Linked DNA regions of Homo sapiens: region 2 is linked to region 1. Evidence: chromatin loops called from intact Hi-C (ENCODE). Cell type or tissue: lower leg skin. All regions are shown on one strand. Links, peaks and the distances in the headings refer to the core of each region. The heading gives the core; the rest is flanking DNA.

Region 1 (8,331 bases), core at 25-8,024:
TGCTAAAGAAACTACATGGAATCATTTTTGGATCATGAAAAATGTGTTTGTATCTTTTATAAGAAAAAGCCATTGAACTTATTGATGTTAAAAATGCAACTATACTTGGTAAAATAAAATCAAGCTGTGAACTGATGCTTACTGCATATTCTGTTAGATAAGAGGTGTTAGAAACATATTTGATTTTTCCATGAGTCCTGCACACAAGTACACGCACAGCCCCTTATTACAGCACTATATATTCAAAAGAGTATGCAATTGAAAACAATGTGGTTTTTTTTCTTGTTGTTCCTTAGTAGAATATCAGAGAGCCTAAACTATGAACATTGGTGTTACTGTCCTGATTTCTACCACCGTCTGCATCTTTGGCCTGTTTTCATTGGAAGTATCATAGATTGTCATTTGGACAGACCATTCCTAGCGAATACTGGCCTTTCGCGGAGCTTGGAAAACCCTGTGGGAAAATCAGAAAGCTGGTAAGATAAGAGGAAGAAGAGATGTCACGGTGTCAGATTATGTTTGTATTCTGTTCTGTCCAAAGTTCTTTACATCAGTAAATGAAAAACAAAACAAATGATGCATAGGCCACGCCCTGCAGTGAAAGATGCAAGAACTTGTTCATATTGGTATGAATCGTTCACTGTATATGATTCAAACATGTGGAAATAAATGTTTGATTACAGTCGTTCCAAATGTGATTATTTGTGAACATGGGAAATGGGTAACCCTTCCCCCATACTTTCTAAGTTGGTATGATGCACCTATTTTAAATTACAGAATGATCTATAAACTAGAATTTTTACAGAAAAGTGTAAATTATTTCCTTCATTCCTCGTGGTTATTTTAGGTATGACTAATTCCATTTTGTGTTCCTTCTAGCTTAATTAAAGAACATCTGAATTTTAATGCCAATACCTTTTTACAAATAGGGATAAAATATCTAAATGACAAAATCATTTTTATAACTGACAAGGTCTTTTAATGTTTCTGTTATTTGATTTTTTTTCTCTTTGCCGTATCAAGGACGGTTTAAGAACAGCTCCCGTTGTGACCTCAATTTACCCAGAAGAAACATGCCTGCCCCCCGTCACGCCGCTGCTGCAGCAGAACAAGCAGGCCTGGAAAAACATTTTCCATGTCAAATGGTGACAGTCTCATGAATACACAATTAGAAAGTGTAGAAAGACTTCCCCACACATTGAGATCATTTAAGGAAGATTTTGCACATAAGCCTCTCACCCTTGTTTGTTTTTCTTTGTGATTTTTAGTAACAGAGCATCACACTCCACCATGAAATACAGCTGACAGGTCTGTGGAACTGCACAGCTTCAGCCTACTTAAAATGTTAGGTTTGGAACCATCAAGAAAAATTTTGCAACCCAGACCCTTTATATTTGGGATTCTTAAAAATCCTACTGGTAATTCAAGAGCTGGGTACTGTTAAAGCATATTCTTCTAAAGATAAACAATGCAGTTATTATTGGCCATTATAGACACATGCTGAGTAGTAAGTTGAATAATCAGCCTATAATTTCACCCAAGAAACTACTAGATCTTTATTTATTATTGAGAAATAGAGTGCATAAACCTCAGATGTTAATTCGGGACTGTAGGTAATTTGGGCAAATGAACTTTTATTAATAAATATTTGTAAGTAATTAGTTTTTCCCAAGCAAAACTCTAAACATATTCTCATCTCAGAACATGTTATAGGATCTGAAAATAAAATCTAACCTGTTGTTGAAGTTAATGAATCCCCCACCTCATTCATTCGGCACGAATTCCTTGCCTAAAGACCCTGTGTATGTATTCACGTGTGCGTTGCCGTCTCTCACTGAGAAGTTATCTCATGGCTTGGTTACTCTGTTCTTTCAATTTATGTTTTAACCTTGACACTGCCACCTCCATCACCGTCTGCTGAAGAGTAGCTGTAGACCAAGTTTTAAATTACAACAATAATGTGGTTATTTTCAAGGATGGTCCCTGAGACCAAGCTCTGAACCCAATAACCTTTTCCTTCCACTGGCCTGAATTAGTCTTAGTTTTAGAAACACTCAGTTGTCTCTGAAAAACTGAAAATCATGGCTAGACTTAGTATTTAGCTGAAGGCAAACTGAAGATTTTCTCAAAAGCCCTGAAAAGGGGACCTGACAGAGGAGTTCGTGTCCTCACGTCCTCCCTGGGCTCGGGTGTCAACTTGGCACAAACCAACCATTGTCAGTGGGCTCAGACCTTGTCCTGGTGGGTGCACAGCAAATTCACGAGTGCACGTGGTGCCCTCCATACGTAGGCATCGGTACACCAGCTGAAAAGTGTGTGTGTGAGACAGACCACACGTGTTTGCTGCCTGCCTTAGGGATCGATGCCTATTGCTCCAGGATCGATCTGATCGCAACCACAAATACTAAAGGATTGGCCAAGTCAAAGCTCAATTTGCCCACAGTGTGTGGCTGATGGAATCTAACTCGATTGGCTCTGGGAGTGTTAAATGAATAATTATAAGCCACATAAAAGTAATAAATGCATGGAAATAATATTTGTAACCACAGGGGCAAAAAGCATCACCACACCCAGATAGCTCATCTTTGAAGGAACCAGAAGGAGAACATGGGCATCAGAAGGTCTTGCAGAAAGGGGGTATTTCCTGCCTTTTGATAAAAGTTCACTTCAAAAAAGCTTCTTAACTCCCAATCTTTATCTTGCAAAATTGTTCAGAACTACTTTTAATTATTTTAACCTTCATTATAATATTTAATCGAAATTTCTACTTTATTATAAGCTGTGTGGACAAGAAAGAGTGACTATTTGAAGTAACAATCAACTGTCTAAGAGGAGGTGCACTTAGCTCAGCAAATGTCCAATTGTCCAGAATAACAAGTTAAACTTTTTAAGTAGAAAATAATGCTGAGCTTAATTATTTTATTAATGCATACTCCCTGACATCAGAAAATCCTAGCTTTTCTAAACTTCACAGACACAGATGAAACATTTGACATATGTTTGCAAGGCTGGCTTAATTATTATTATATTAGAAAATATTCAATACAAAAATTAGCCGAGCCTGTAATCCCAGCTACTCAGGAGGCTGAGGCAGGAGAATTGCTTGAACTCGGGAGCAGAGGTTGCCGTGAGCTGCGATCACACCACTGCACTCCAGCCTGGGTCACAGGGTGAGACTCCATCTCAGAAAAAAAAAAAAAAAGAAAAAAAATTCTCTATTTCACAAGCATTTAAATAATTGTGTGTTTGATATTACTCGTGTTTCCCATGCTTTTGTAATTAGAGAGATGGAGCTTTTCTCTTGATGTGTTGGAATTCCATCCGCAGAAGGCTACGTGTTGCAGAGACACTTCTGGAATACTCAATTCACTGATGCGAATATAACCCGTTACTTGGTCCTTCAGGATGAGGCACCAGCCACAGGATTCCTTACCCAGTGGGGCAACTTCCTCCATGGCTTTTTCTTTTTTTTTTAGACGGAGTTTCGCTCTTGTTGCCCTGGCTGGAGTGCAATGGCACAATCTCAGCTCACTGCAACCTCCGCCCCCCAAGTTCAAGCGATTCTCCTGCCTCAGCCTCCCAAGTAGCTGGGACTACAGGGATGAGCCACCACACCCTGCTAATTTTTTGGGGTTTTTTTTTTGTTTTGTTTTTTGTTTTTAAGTAGAGACAGGGTTTAAGATGTGGCAGAATAAGTCCTCTGGCAACACGAACGCCAGGCTTCCTGAAGCCACAGGTGAGGGGAAGGAGCCTGCCGGGTGGGCAGCCGTTTCTCGGGCTGTGCTGTGGCCTGCGCCGGGCCTGGCTTCGAGGCCGAGTTCCGATCCAGTGGCGAGCTAGCAGGGGTCGGTCCGCTTTTGACAGTCCCTTCTTAGGTAAGTCCCCGAGTCTCGCAGCGGCCTTGCTTCTTCACGAGCGCTCACGCATGTGTCTCCGCACGAAGCCACGGAGGCCGGCGGAGCAGAGGGAAGTCAGCAGACGCTCCTGAGTCCCCTCCCCAGGCTTTCTGGGGACCGGGACTCTGGGGCAGAGCTCCGAGCCCTGGGCCAGCCCCGAAAGCAGATGCCCCTGCAGCCCACGTGCAGCCCTCAGTGACCCCGACCCCAAGGCTCTCGTGGGGGTGGAGGGCGCGTGGGCTCCGGAGGCGTCGAGCACCGGCCAGGGCGGAGGGCAGCTCCTCCCCTCCCAGGTGCGCAGCCGTCGCGCCGCAGGGAAGCCTGTGACCTCGGCTGTCGGTGCCAGGATGGTTCCTGCAGGCGTGTCCGGGGTGAGCCCTCACTCTGGCTGCAGAGCCCGTTCGATCCAGGCCCTGCGCCGCGACATGGAATGAACCGCGGGGGACCGAGGCGCCGCCCTGGGAGGGAAGACCCGGCCCTGGGAGCGGGGCCCATCCTCGGGGCCCAGGGCGAGCACTGCGCAGGGACGGCCTCTGCCACCCCCAGGCATGTCCCCTGGCCGGCACGATGGCTCCTCGCCAACTGTAAAGGCAACGCTGCCTCCAGACCGCCAGAATTTCGGCCACAGTCAGCACCCGATGAGCCCCGCGGGGCAGCGTGCGGCCGTGGCTTCTCACCGTGCTGCGGGGCTGCGGGTCCCGGGTGGGCCCATTGCCCGGTCACACTCGGATCTTGGAATAAAATGTGGGCGTCCATGTGAGGCCGAAGCAGTGGCTGTGACGCCCCACGCGGGGTGCGATCTCTGCGGGAGCCGGCCGCACGCTGACCCGGGCCCGCCCTTCTGTGCTGACCCGGAGCCGCCGGCCTCCCTGGGATGTCATTTTAGCACGTGAGGCTCAACCTCTTTTCCGTTCGGTCCCACACGGCACCAGGTTGCGACTCACGGTTGTATTTTAAATAACGTCTCTCTCCTGTTCCAGTTCCACAGGCTCAGGAGGCTGTCCCCGCACGCAGGTCTGGGCACCCAGGCCACTGCTGAGCCCTTCCTTTTGGGGGGACACAGAATCACAGCAAAACTCTCCCGTGGCGCGGTCACCCCAACAGCTCCACGTGGGGGTCAAGTCTGAAGGGTCAGCCTCCTAAGCCCTAGGCTAGTCAGCTGTGATGACCCAATGGGACTGCGGAGTTGGGTCCAGAATTAACCTAACAGTTAAAGGTACACCTCACAGCTTAGAGGGAAGGGTTCCCGCAGGAAACTTGGCCCACCTCTCTGCAGGCCCATCGGATCAGAATGTCCAAGGGCAGCCCACGTGTTGATCAGTGTGAGGCCAGGATTTAAAACCGCTGGTCTGCACTGGACTTAGTGCTGTGACATCGGCACAGGGCCCTGGCCATGCGTCAGATGCAGATTCCAGTTCTCCAGGTCTGGGTGGGGCTGGGACTCTGTAAGTCTGACAAGATCCCAGGCGGCTGGTACAGCTGCTTCTGGTCTTGGGACCACTTTAAGGAAGCTTTGAACAGTGCTTAAAGAGGGAGCTGGCCCTGTGCTGTGATGAAGTAGAAGTATGTCTCCAGTGCTGCCCAAGGCACCCAGTGTCCTTATGTCCTTTTATCCGAGGCCCTTGTTCTATCAGTAAAGTTTGCATTTGACTACAAAGAATGGAAACCCCATATCATAGCTTCAGTCGGAGTTTGTTTTTCTCACATAACTCGAAGTCCAGAGCGAGGGGGTTGCTGGGGATGACTCAGCACCTCACGGACACCCCCACAGGCATTAGTGTGTGGGTTGTTCTCACGCTGCTCCCCACGTGACCACAGGATGGCTGCTGCAGACCCAGCCATTGCATTCACGCTCCCTCAGAAAGAGAAAAGAACGAGGGCACCAGGCCTGGAAGCCAATCCTATCTCTTGATCAGAAGAGTGAAAGCTTTTCTGGAAAAACCCCATTCAGCTGACTTCTGCTTAGGTTTCTTGGACCTACACTGTGTCCTGGGGCGACTCCCAGCTGAGAAGTGAGCCAGAAAGGCTCACTATCAAAAGAAAAAGAGCAAAAGAAAAAGAGGAGAGGTAGAAGAGATTAAAACTTCTGGCAGATTGGCTTCCCAGAAGCCGAACTTCTGTAAAGTTTGAAGAATATTTCTGCATTTATAACACTCATATCAGTTCATCAACAAATATTTACTGGACACTTGTTACGTGCAAGGCTTTGCGGCTGGCTCCACTAAGGTGAGAACCTATATATGTTCCCACAGATTACACACAAGGCGTTGAATTGAACGCCCGATTCTATTCAATGGAGGAGAAGAGTCGTCGGCCATGCAGTGGCTCATCCTGGGGCCCTCTGGCTTCCTGCCCTGAGCCTCTGTGCCGCCAGCCTCACGCATGCCTGGCCAACAGGACCTGTTCAGCCCTCTCCATGCTGCCCGAGGCTGCTTCCTGCCAACCCCGTGAACTAAGTGGGTTAGTGGGCATCATGCTAATCCTAGACGGCCTGGGCTCTGATCAGAGAGTCCTCTGTTTAGTTTCTAGCTTTTACTCGCACAGCTTTTACCCACAGGCCGTTGCCTGTGCTCTCTGAATCTCAAAAGCGGGGTTTGTGAAGTGGAACCCAGGGGTCCGCCTTGCCGGGCTTCTGAAACGGTCACCAGCCTGACGCCATCCATTCCTGAGGGCTCCCTCTGCCCAGAATGCCTCCCCCGGCTCTTTCAGGCACCCATCCCTCCTAAAGGGAACCATCGGCCATGTGTAAGCGGAGCAACGAGGAGACCAGATCCGCAGTCCAGAGATACTGCTCCAGCAACCCGGTCAATGTGTGGGAGGGAAGCGGGCGGTGGGCTCTGCACCGTCCATGGCTGGCTCCGGGCGACTTCCAGCAGAGCCAGCTAAGTGAGGCAGCCTGAGGCATGGGGCCAGGGCACAGCACCCCACAGACTCCAGACCCCGACCCCAAAGTTAGGGCTGAGGCTCAGCCTCGCCAGGGGGCCAGGGGATGCTGCAGCCTTTGGGGGAGTTAAATTTGATAATGGGGGTAGAGTGAAGCCATCACACTCTGAGCTCTGATGCAGATAGCCACAGGCAGGCCCAGGACTGGAGCCAGGACCAGCAGGACAAAGCCACTCCAGTGGCCTGTCTGCAGGGTGAAGGGGCCACTGGGCCACCTTTCGCTCCAGAAAGCGATATGCGAGGTGGTTGCAAACGGTCCCGCTTCTGGATGATGCTCCCGCCACTCCCTGGCCTGTGTCTGCACACTGTCCATGTATTCCATCTTCCTCATCAGAGGAGCCCGCGTGGCCCACTGCGGGATACTCACCTTGCCAACCGCTGTGGGCCAGGGTCGTGTTAACACCCGAGAGATGCTTCGGACGCAGGCCTGCGTGTTAGTTGAATTATCCTACGCGTGATTATGTGAATTGTGTATCACAAGGGAAATATATGTACGTTCTCACCTTCGTGGAGGCAGCCGCAAAGCCTTGCCCGTAACAAGGGTCCAATGAATAGTTGTTGATAAGCTGATATTTGTGTTATAAATGCAGAAATATTCTCTGAATTTCACAGAAATCTGGCTGAAGAGGGAAGCCAGTCCACCAGGGAACTTTAATCTCTTCCACCTCTCCTCTTTCTCTTCTTTTAATAGTAATTATTGACAGGGAATGCTGAATGGTTTTCTGCGGTCACATTCCCGTGTTCAGTTTAATGATATGGGGAACTGCAGATGGAGGTGAGGATAACTTGAAAAGAAAGGGTATTATTGGTAAATGCGCTGGAAGCCTTGCAAATTTGAGAGGATAAATTGAAATTTTACAGGACTAATGAGTTTTTGAAAACTGTTAGCCAGGCTTGTCCAAACCTTTCTCTCCCTATTTAAGATTTTCTAAATTAGAAACTCAGAAATTTCAGTAGCTGTTTTGGTCCTGGAATGAATAAACAGCCCAAGTAGATGGTGTGTTTCCATTTGTTAAACGTACACTGTATCTTGCTTCCATTGTAATCATAGAGCATTATTCTTACTGCAATTAATAGTCTGTTCAGAGCACCTGCTTTGTGGAGCCAAGATCTAGATACTTTGCAACCATCGCTGGAATTCAGCTGTCAACAGGGACTGAATTCTAGGCATTTACATTTAATTTTCATATGCACTATGGTATCCTGGAACATTTCCATATGAACCTAAAATTAAAATTTGAAGCAAATGCAATATATTTCTGAAATCATTCTTGGTTCTAGGAGTTTATAACCCAGTGGTTATTAGAATCTTGAGTCTGATTCTTGGGCTTAAGCCTTAGTGTCAAATTTGAATTTGGATTCATCATTGAATTGTCACGGACCTACAGCCACATTTAAAAATCTTTGAATCCAAAGGGTTGCTTGTAACGGTGAACCTTTATACACTTTGAGCTGTGAAAGTGACCTTTATTTTTATTACTATCATCAACCA
Region 2 (8,331 bases), core at 86-8,085, 79 kb before region 1:
CAAAACTGCTGTTACAGACATTTGCACCTACCTGTCTCTAGACTTTGAACTCTTTAGGGATAAAAACCATGTTTTCTTTGTCATTCTTGCCCACGGCTGCATGCCTGATGCATAGTAGTTGTTGATGAATGTTTCCGGAATAAACAGATGAGGAAAGAATGAATGAATGAATGGGCTCGTAGAGTTCCAGGATGTGGAAAGGTGGCTACCTGCAGCCACTTTTTTTGACTGGCGAAACATCTTCACAAGACTCCATATTCTGTGGGTTTCTCATGCAGGGTCAGGTCACTTTAGCAAAGGGGTTTCTGCATGGCAGGGTCACCCGTCAGCAGAGGGAAGGTGCTTGACAGATGGCAAGTAGTGAAGGACCCCACAGACGAAGCTCCCGAACAAAGCAAGTTCGGGAGTGAGACAAACCGGGGCCCTTCAGTGCAAGGGCAGCAGGGGAAAGCCCGCAACTCTCAAAGGGTTTGTGCCACGGATGGCCTTGGGGTGATCAGTGCCCAGGTCCTCAGCTTCCACTCTGCTCCTGCCTCACGCCAGTTGGCTTGAGAACGTGCCTGTGACGGTGAACCCCCCGCCTACCCTCCCCTCCGAGTCTCGCACACACTGGCGCTGGGTGACAGCCGACTTCAGGAAGCAGCGGGAGAATGGCAACAGTGCCATCAGATCCACAAACCTGTGAGCCACGGGGGCTCATGACAGCGAGCTTTTACAAGACAAATGCATCCAACAAGGTGGAGGGAGCACCTACCTGAGTCCTGGGCTGATCCATCATCAGAAATCCTTTTGGTGATAGACCATCGTGTGATCATTGGCGTGTAACTCATGGCGTGTAACTCAGAAGGAGATCAAAGCATTGAGTGCTGTTTGTACAATGAAGTTCCTTCCATTTCTATTCACTTATATTTCTCAGTATTTGCATCTATAAACACAGAAAACAGGAGTAGGTTTGCAGATAAAACACTATCCCATTCTAGCAATGAGGAATATTTATCCACAAATATATAACTAAGTAGGAGGGAAAAGCTGTATCCATCCCATTAATAAACATTCTTCTGATCATGTTTAATAATTATTAAGATTATTAATAATTATTGATCAAATTTTTTAATCTCTTTATTTTTGATTAACTATGCACTAATGATAATTATATTAATACCAGAAAAAAATTAGAGCCTTAAGGACATAAAACTTTTACGATTATTTTAATTTTAGCTACATGCATATTTTTCTGGCAGAGAAGTGTAAGATAATGGACAACAAACTTCAAACATAATATCTACATAGCACTGGGGTACGTTTCTATTGGGGAGAGAAACAGAAATACATGTTTAAAAGGAAAAAACAATATTAACCTTCCAGCTGTCGAGAGGCGCCTGAGTATGTATTTTTCAGTGGACAATAGCTAGCATGTATCAAATTACTATAGTATTTAGATTCCATATGATAGATTTTAAAGGTATTGTAGAAGTTTAACTTTAAAAGATCAATATGTATCTCAATATAATGGGAATTATATCTTTGCAAGTATTTAAACACAGTGGAAAAAACTTAGATGTCGCAGGGCATGTCAGGGCTTCTGGGCTGGGGCAGAGTGGAGGCCAAAGGCAGCAAGAAAGGGGTCAGAGAGGCCTTGGGCACGAGCCTTGGATGCCACGGTGAAGGTTAAGCACCTGCCCCTGCAGGATGGCGGCCTAATGTGGGCAGGGGCAAGGGTGAGAGGGAAGCATGAGTAGTCAACGACCCAGGGCAGGACGCAGATGAAACCATCACTTACTGTCCTCCCTGTGGCCGCCCTTCAGAATCCTCACACGGATGAACTCTTGCAACCTTCACCGTGGTGCTATAAGATAGGAACGACTATCTGTGAACCACCTCTGACAGCTGGCCGGTCGAGGCACTAGCCCAGAGCCGCACAGCTGGTAAGAGTCGGTGCCGTGGCAGTCACAGCTGCCACGCTCAGGTGTGCAGCGCTCCGCCCCCTGCCCCTGGGCAGCCTTAGTCCAGTGCCACAGGTGTCTGTTGTCCAAACATCGTGCCTACCTGGGGACAGGACCTGTAAAACATATCTGGACAAAGCATGAGAGCCAAACCAAACATCTGCAAGCCAGCATTTTGGCCTCACCCTCCGTCAGAGCTCAGGGCCCAAAAGGGTCACTTAGGTGAAAAGGGTTGGGTGGGTGACGAGGTGGAGCGAGGGATCAGGGGTCCATCCGGACCCTAATTCAGCATCCGAGTGGATGGAAGTTCAACTCACCGAGCCGGGGTATTAGGATAAAGACTAAGCTTCTAGAACAAAGAGGCCCCCAAGCGGAGAAGCTCCCAGAGGCTAGCGGTTCACGCCATCCGCAAGCAACAGGCGAGACTGCAGGTGGGCCGGGCCCGCTCTCCACCTTGTGGTTTTGGTCCCAGGTCCTGTCCTCGTCTTCGTGGTTGAAGCTGTTGCAGATGCCTCCTTTCCACCCTGGGGAGGGGGTGAAAATCCGGGGCCCTGGACGCCGTTTGCTCCAAGGAGGGAGAATTTTCACGTGGCCTTTTCATGCCCCTCACTGGTGGAAACTGATCCCCACAGCTGCACCTGAGCCACAGCGCGGGGCTTTGCTCCTGGCTCGATGCTCATGTTCTGAGGAAGGACAGGAACCCACAGGGACACGGGCGTCGGCCCAGGAAATCCGGGAGGAGGAGCAGGTTTCCTGGAATTGGAAGCAGCCGGTGAGGAAGATGCTGGAGACGCCCTGAGACGGCGGCTGAGACACCGAGCTGAGGCCGAGGGCACCGGCTCGGACCGCCTGGGCCATCCCCACAGGGTTAGCAAAGACGCAAGAGGGCGTGAAGCCACGCGGTCGCACACCTGGTACCGCGCACAGTGAGAAAGGAGGGCAAGTGCGCTGAGACCCAGGAGGGAGGGCAGCCCTCCCCTGCGCTGCTGAGGCTCGTTTCTTTCAATGTGTCCCTGGCTCTGTGCTGTATCGTGCGTTTCAGTGTGCATGAAATATCTTGTGCAATCATTTACGTGAAATTAGAGCTAGTAGGAAAATGTATCGTCAGGCGTGGAAGAGCGCACTGCACCTTCTTTTTACTTGCGCGCACCTGAGGATTGTCTAAAATCCAGGCCTCACGGGACTCCCAGAGCCCGTGCTCGTCACAGCTGCTGGCTACAGAAACACAGCCTGCAAAGTCGGCCTCACCGCCAGCCAGACGAGCCCAGCCAGTTTCCACGAGCAGGGGAGGGCACACCCGGAGGCCACCGTGGAAAGCAGCCTGGCTGCCCTCGGGAAGCCACACGCGGAGCCGCCGCGGCCCAGCACTCCCACCCCTCGATGTGTGCCCAGGTCGAAGGAAGGCTTGCCACCCGAAGGCCTGCACGGGAAAGCTCACAGCAGCGTTCTCCAAACAGCCAAAACGCGGAAGCAACCCCGATGTGCGTGGGCTGGTGAATGCAGGCCCAGCGCGGAGTGCGCACAGCCCGGAACGGCATTCAGCCAAGAAAAGACCCACAGCCGGGAACAGCATATTCAGCCAAGAAAAGAAAGGGCGGCCTGGGGCGCTCTGCACCGCGGGTGAGCCGTGAGAACACGGCGCTCCGGGAGAGAAGCCAGCACGAGACGCTGCCTCGGGCGCGACTCCATTTACTTGAAGTCCAGAGCCCGTAAATCCGCGAGACAGACATGGAGGAGCGGCTTACCAGGTCTGGAAGCAGGGAGGGGAGTGAGGGACTGCTGAGGGGTGCGGGTTTCATGTGGGGCCATGAGAAGGTTCTAGAATTAGATGGTGGCGATGGTTGCTCCACGCTGCCATGGGGGCAGCTGAGGGAAAGGAGGTGGGATCGGGGCTCGGCCAGCTCTCGCCCTCTCTCGTGTTTTTCCACGGTCCTTCAGGAATGGGAGCACGGGCAGGGGAGGGCAGGACTCTGGCCCTCAAAGGTGGGAGCAGGGTGCAGACACCCAATTCCGAGGGTCTGCAGACATGAAAGGGCAGCGGGCAGCTTTCATCTGGGCCATCTCCAAAAGCAAAAATGAGATCTCATTAACACAATGAAAGCAACACCCTGAGAGCATCTAGCTTCACTAAAACCGGAAATTGCCAGGCACGGTGGCTCACACCTATAATCCCAGCCCTTTGGTAGCCTGAGGGGAGCGGATCACTTGAGGTCAGAAGTTCAAACCTGCCTGGCCAACATGATGAAACCCCTTCTCTACTAAAAATACAAAACTTTGTCAGGTGTGATGGCTCACGCCTATAGTCCCAGCTACTCAGGAGGCTGAGACAAGAAAATCATTTGAACCTGCGAGGCAGAGGTTACAGTGAGCCAAGAAATGTGCCACTGCACTCCAGCCCGGGCAAAAGAGCGAGACTCCATCACAAAAAAAAAAAAAAAAAAAAAGAGAGAGAGAAAGAAGAAAAAAGAGAAAGAAAGATTTCTAGCTGTCAAACACACAAAAGGTGTTTCTGCCACAAGAATTTGTTAAAAGCTTCACATTCTCCTCTTCATACCCCTGTAGGAGCAAAACTATCCAAAAACACAGAAGTGACATCATGATATGCCACCTTATTTCTTGCGCCTGTCTGCAGAGGCCTGGGGTGACTCAAATCCGCCGCTGCTGTGTGATCTGGGACACTTCAGGATGTGGGCACCGTGGGGAACCAGCTTGGTGCCCATCTTGGAGGTGTCATTCTGAGAACCTGGAAGCAGCTCTTGCCCAAGTCACACTCAAGAGCCACGGCTTTGTTAGGCATTGCCACATTTTCCAGTGAGTTCCATGCTCAGGTATGAAGCCGGGTGAGCAGGGGCTCTGAGGCCACTGGTTTCCAAGACAGGCGGAGATTGCACAGCAAATGCTCAGAGCCTGTCGGCCCCTGGGGGGGGACGTTGGCCCTGGAAACCAATGATACGCCACACTGGGCCAGGAACTTGTCCACATCACAGCTCTTGCTACTGTGTGTTTCCGCTGGAGCTCTCCGTGGCTTCCTGCTGTGTTGATCATGCCTCTTAATAAAGGCAGGGGGTTGGAAATGACGCCAGAGCTGGGCAAATTTAGTCCAGCAGAAGGTGCTCAGTTTTGCTACTGGTTAAGTCGTAGAAAGGAAGAGGGCAAAACTCAGATAAATCATCTCTGAAGATGCTCCTGAGAAAATCCATGCTTTGTTTAGATTGTTCCTGCTTTGTACAGCCCGGGATAAGCCTGTCATGATTACCAGAAAGCAGAGATGTGGGCCACGGAAGCATGGGTGAATGCCGATGATGAATACAGCTGGAGAGAGTGGGACGTGGTCTGTCCACCCCTCATTAGGTGAGCAAGCGCAGAAAACGCATTTTCATCCCCCAGGCTTCTGTATACTCTCGTGTGGAATAAAAACTCTATTGCTCCGGTCTGCATGTTGCTGACGCCCCAGAATCCCGATGTGACAGCCTCGTACCTGAAGTGACAGTGTTCAGGGTGGGGGCTTTGAGGAGTGATTAAATCATGAGGGCTGCACCAACGTGAATGGGATTTGTGCCCTTATAAAACAGGCTGGAGCATGTTCCTGTGCCCCCTTTGGCCACGTGAGGACACCTTGAAAGGCCACTCACGAGGAACAGTCCAGGCACTGAATCCACTGGCGCCTCCAGAACTGTGAGCAGTAACATTCCATTGTTTATAAATTACTCAGTCTCCAGTACTTGGTTCCTGCAGCTAGAACAGGCTAAGGCCTCTGTCCGTGTTCCAGGGAAGCCTCCACAGGGCAGTCACTGCTGAGGATACTCCGAGCAAAAGGTTCCGTGATCCAGCACGGTGATGCGCGCCCACTGTGCGACTTCCAGAGATCACCGTGGCATTCGTAAACCAGGAACCTCGTGGATCTTTAGCCGTATTAAACGTTTCCTAAACCTACATGTGTATTGGCCATCCATAAATCTTTGGAGGAACGTCTATGTAAATCCTTTGCCCATGTGTAAAGTTGGGTTATTTGGTTTTTATTACTGAGTTGTGAGAGTCCTTTTGTAATATTTTTCTTACTGAGTTGTGAGAGTCCTTTACATATTCTGAATTTAGGTGCCTATGATTTGCAAATACTCTTTCCATTCTTTGAGTTGTCTTTTCACTCTCTTGATGGTATTGTTTCAGCACAAAATCTCTCATTTTGATGAAGTCTAATTTATCTATTTTTTCCTTTTGTTGCTTGTGTTTTCCATGTGCTAAGAAACCATTGACTAACTCAAGGTCATAACTCGTATTTGCTCCTGTGTTTTCTTCTAAGAGTTTCAGAGTTTTGGTCTCACACGTAGGTCTGTGATCCATTGTAAGTTAATGTGTGTGTATGTGTGAGGTAGGAGTCTGAGATCATTCTCTTCATGTGGATATTCAGTTGTCCCAGCAGAATTTGTAGAAATGGTCAATTGAGTTTTCTTGGCATTCTTGTCAAAAATCAATTGACCATGTATACAAGGGTTTACCGGGGGCTCTAAATTTTATCCCATTGGTCCAAGTCTTCCTTACACCAGAGCCATGCTGCCATGACGACTGTACTTCCTAGAACATTTTGAAATCAGGAAGAGCGACCCTTCAATTTTGTTCTTCTTTTTCAAGCTGATTTTGGCTCTTCTAAGTCTCTTTCTTTTCCATGTGAATTTGAGCATTGACGTGTGAATATCTCTAAAGAAGCACAGGGATTTTGATTTCCTGGAATTCTTGGTCTTCTTTAACTCGACACCAGTTATCGGCAGGCAGGTGCTGAGAATGCGCAGAGCAGTGGGGTAGAAAGACCATGATAGAGAGGAGGGGAGTGGAGTGGAGACGTTGGGGTGGGGGGGGACCAAGGTCAGTTACATGATGGTCACCGTCACTTTAGCAAATAGTGGCAATGGGGGATTTTGTTGTTTCTAAAACTCCTTTGTTTATCCTATAACCCCTTCATCCTTTAAACTAGACCTCAGCCCCCATACCTCAGAAAAAGGAGGCCGCAGGATAAATGGAAAAAGAATCAAAAATGACTCAGCAGCCAGGTGTCATGGCTCACGCCTGTAATCCCAGCGCTTAGCGGGGCCAAGGCAGGCGGATCACTTGAGGCCCAGAGTTGGAGACCAGTCTGGGCAACGTGGCAAAACCACTTCTCTACAAAAGGCATTAAAATTAGCCAGGCGTGGTGGTGTGCACCTGTGGTCCCATCTACTCAGGAGGCTGAGGCGGGAGGGTGGCTTGAGCCCGGGAAGCGGAACGTGTAATGATCCAAGATCGTGCCCCTGCATTCCACCCTGGGCGACAGAGCGAGACTCTGTCAAAAAAAAAAAAAAAAAAAAAGACTCAGGAATAAAAAGGAGCAAGCAGTGACATGTGTGACCACGAAGGTGACTCCCTAAAGCATGTAGCACAAAAGCCAAACACAAAGAAGGCCGCACACGTGATTCCACACATACATGATATGTACGTACAGGTGATGCCGGCTGACAACAACAGGAGGGAGACATGGGGAAGGAAGGTTACATGTCAACCTGACAGACACAATGAAAGAATACAAACGATACACAGATTTCTGCTTTATTTTGTATAGCCGTGAGCTAAAGCCTTAACATAATAACCTAACTCATTGTTATTAATTCCATTTCTGTTTCTTAAAAATGTTCACAAGGAGAATCACTGTTCATAGAATCCCTGTTCAAAAGAGCAGAACCATGCTGCTTAGATGATGCCAGAAACCGTCTCCTGTGGTCACGGATGTCCAGGGAAGCAGAAGCTGGGAAGAAAAATCTCTCATTCCAATAGAATAGAATAGTCAACTGGGAATTCCAATAGAACAGAACAGTCAACTGAGATCTCTAAAAGAAAGGTGTGTGAGACACACAGACTGCGAATCTTAGCAAGGAGTGTGCCACAGAGGAGTCAGGGCTCCTAAAAATAATACCAGCCTAAATAATGTCTTCACATGACACAGATAGGTATAGAGACAGAGGCAGAGAGAGACGTGGAGGTGATATAGATACGGGTATGGATTATTGATTTGGATATAGACTGGATATAGGCACACAGACATGAATGTGTCTAACGGAACTGTTCAGCCTTGTGTTTGCTAAATCTTTGTATGCTACAAAATATTTTCCTTCCTTTTGATCTGATTCATACATGAATATCAAACTAGTACGCCCCCATGTCACAAAACTCTCAAAGAATGATCTAATGCGATTAAAAGGAGCAAGGAGGGAGCCGCTGGGACGTCGCACCTGCCGCCCCGTGAGTTATTGGCCTCTTAAATGTCTACAGCCCACCCCGTCATCGAGCCCCTGTATTTACCCTTAAGGCACTTCACAGCTGCTGAATGGCTGTCTATGGCAGTTTGGTGGAAACAATAATA

What was found. A loop is a pair of places that touch in the nucleus more often than their neighbours do. Peaks named below come from ENCODE experiments on the same cell type or tissue, not always from the same donor. Only the 100,000 strongest peaks of a DNase experiment are listed, where the experiment ranks them.
Region 2: a loop joins it to region 1, with 11 times the contacts of the local background. A loop is called at or near these places in 2 of 110 quality-filtered maps.

The regions. Positions count from the first base shown.
Region 1 is chr18:79,001,993-79,010,323 of GRCh38, forward strand. The region is part of intron 2 of LOC105372225 (a long non-coding RNA gene); the gene reads right to left. Among named protein-coding and RNA genes, the nearest start is that of SALL3, 26 kb to the left of the region's middle. RefSeq lists an enhancer at 4,917-6,116. In lower leg skin, for the core only: no CTCF peak of the experiment used is centred there; no DNase peak of the experiment used is centred there.
Region 2 is chr18:78,922,533-78,930,863 of GRCh38, forward strand. LOC105372224 (a long non-coding RNA gene) reads right to left here and starts at 4,841. Exons shown (of 4, transcript XR_935678.3): 1 at 4,552-4,841; 2 at 2,261-2,696; 3 at 755-925. RefSeq lists an enhancer at 3,857-5,056. In lower leg skin, for the core only: no CTCF peak of the experiment used is centred there; DNase peaks (open chromatin) are centred at 2,339, 3,919 and 4,739.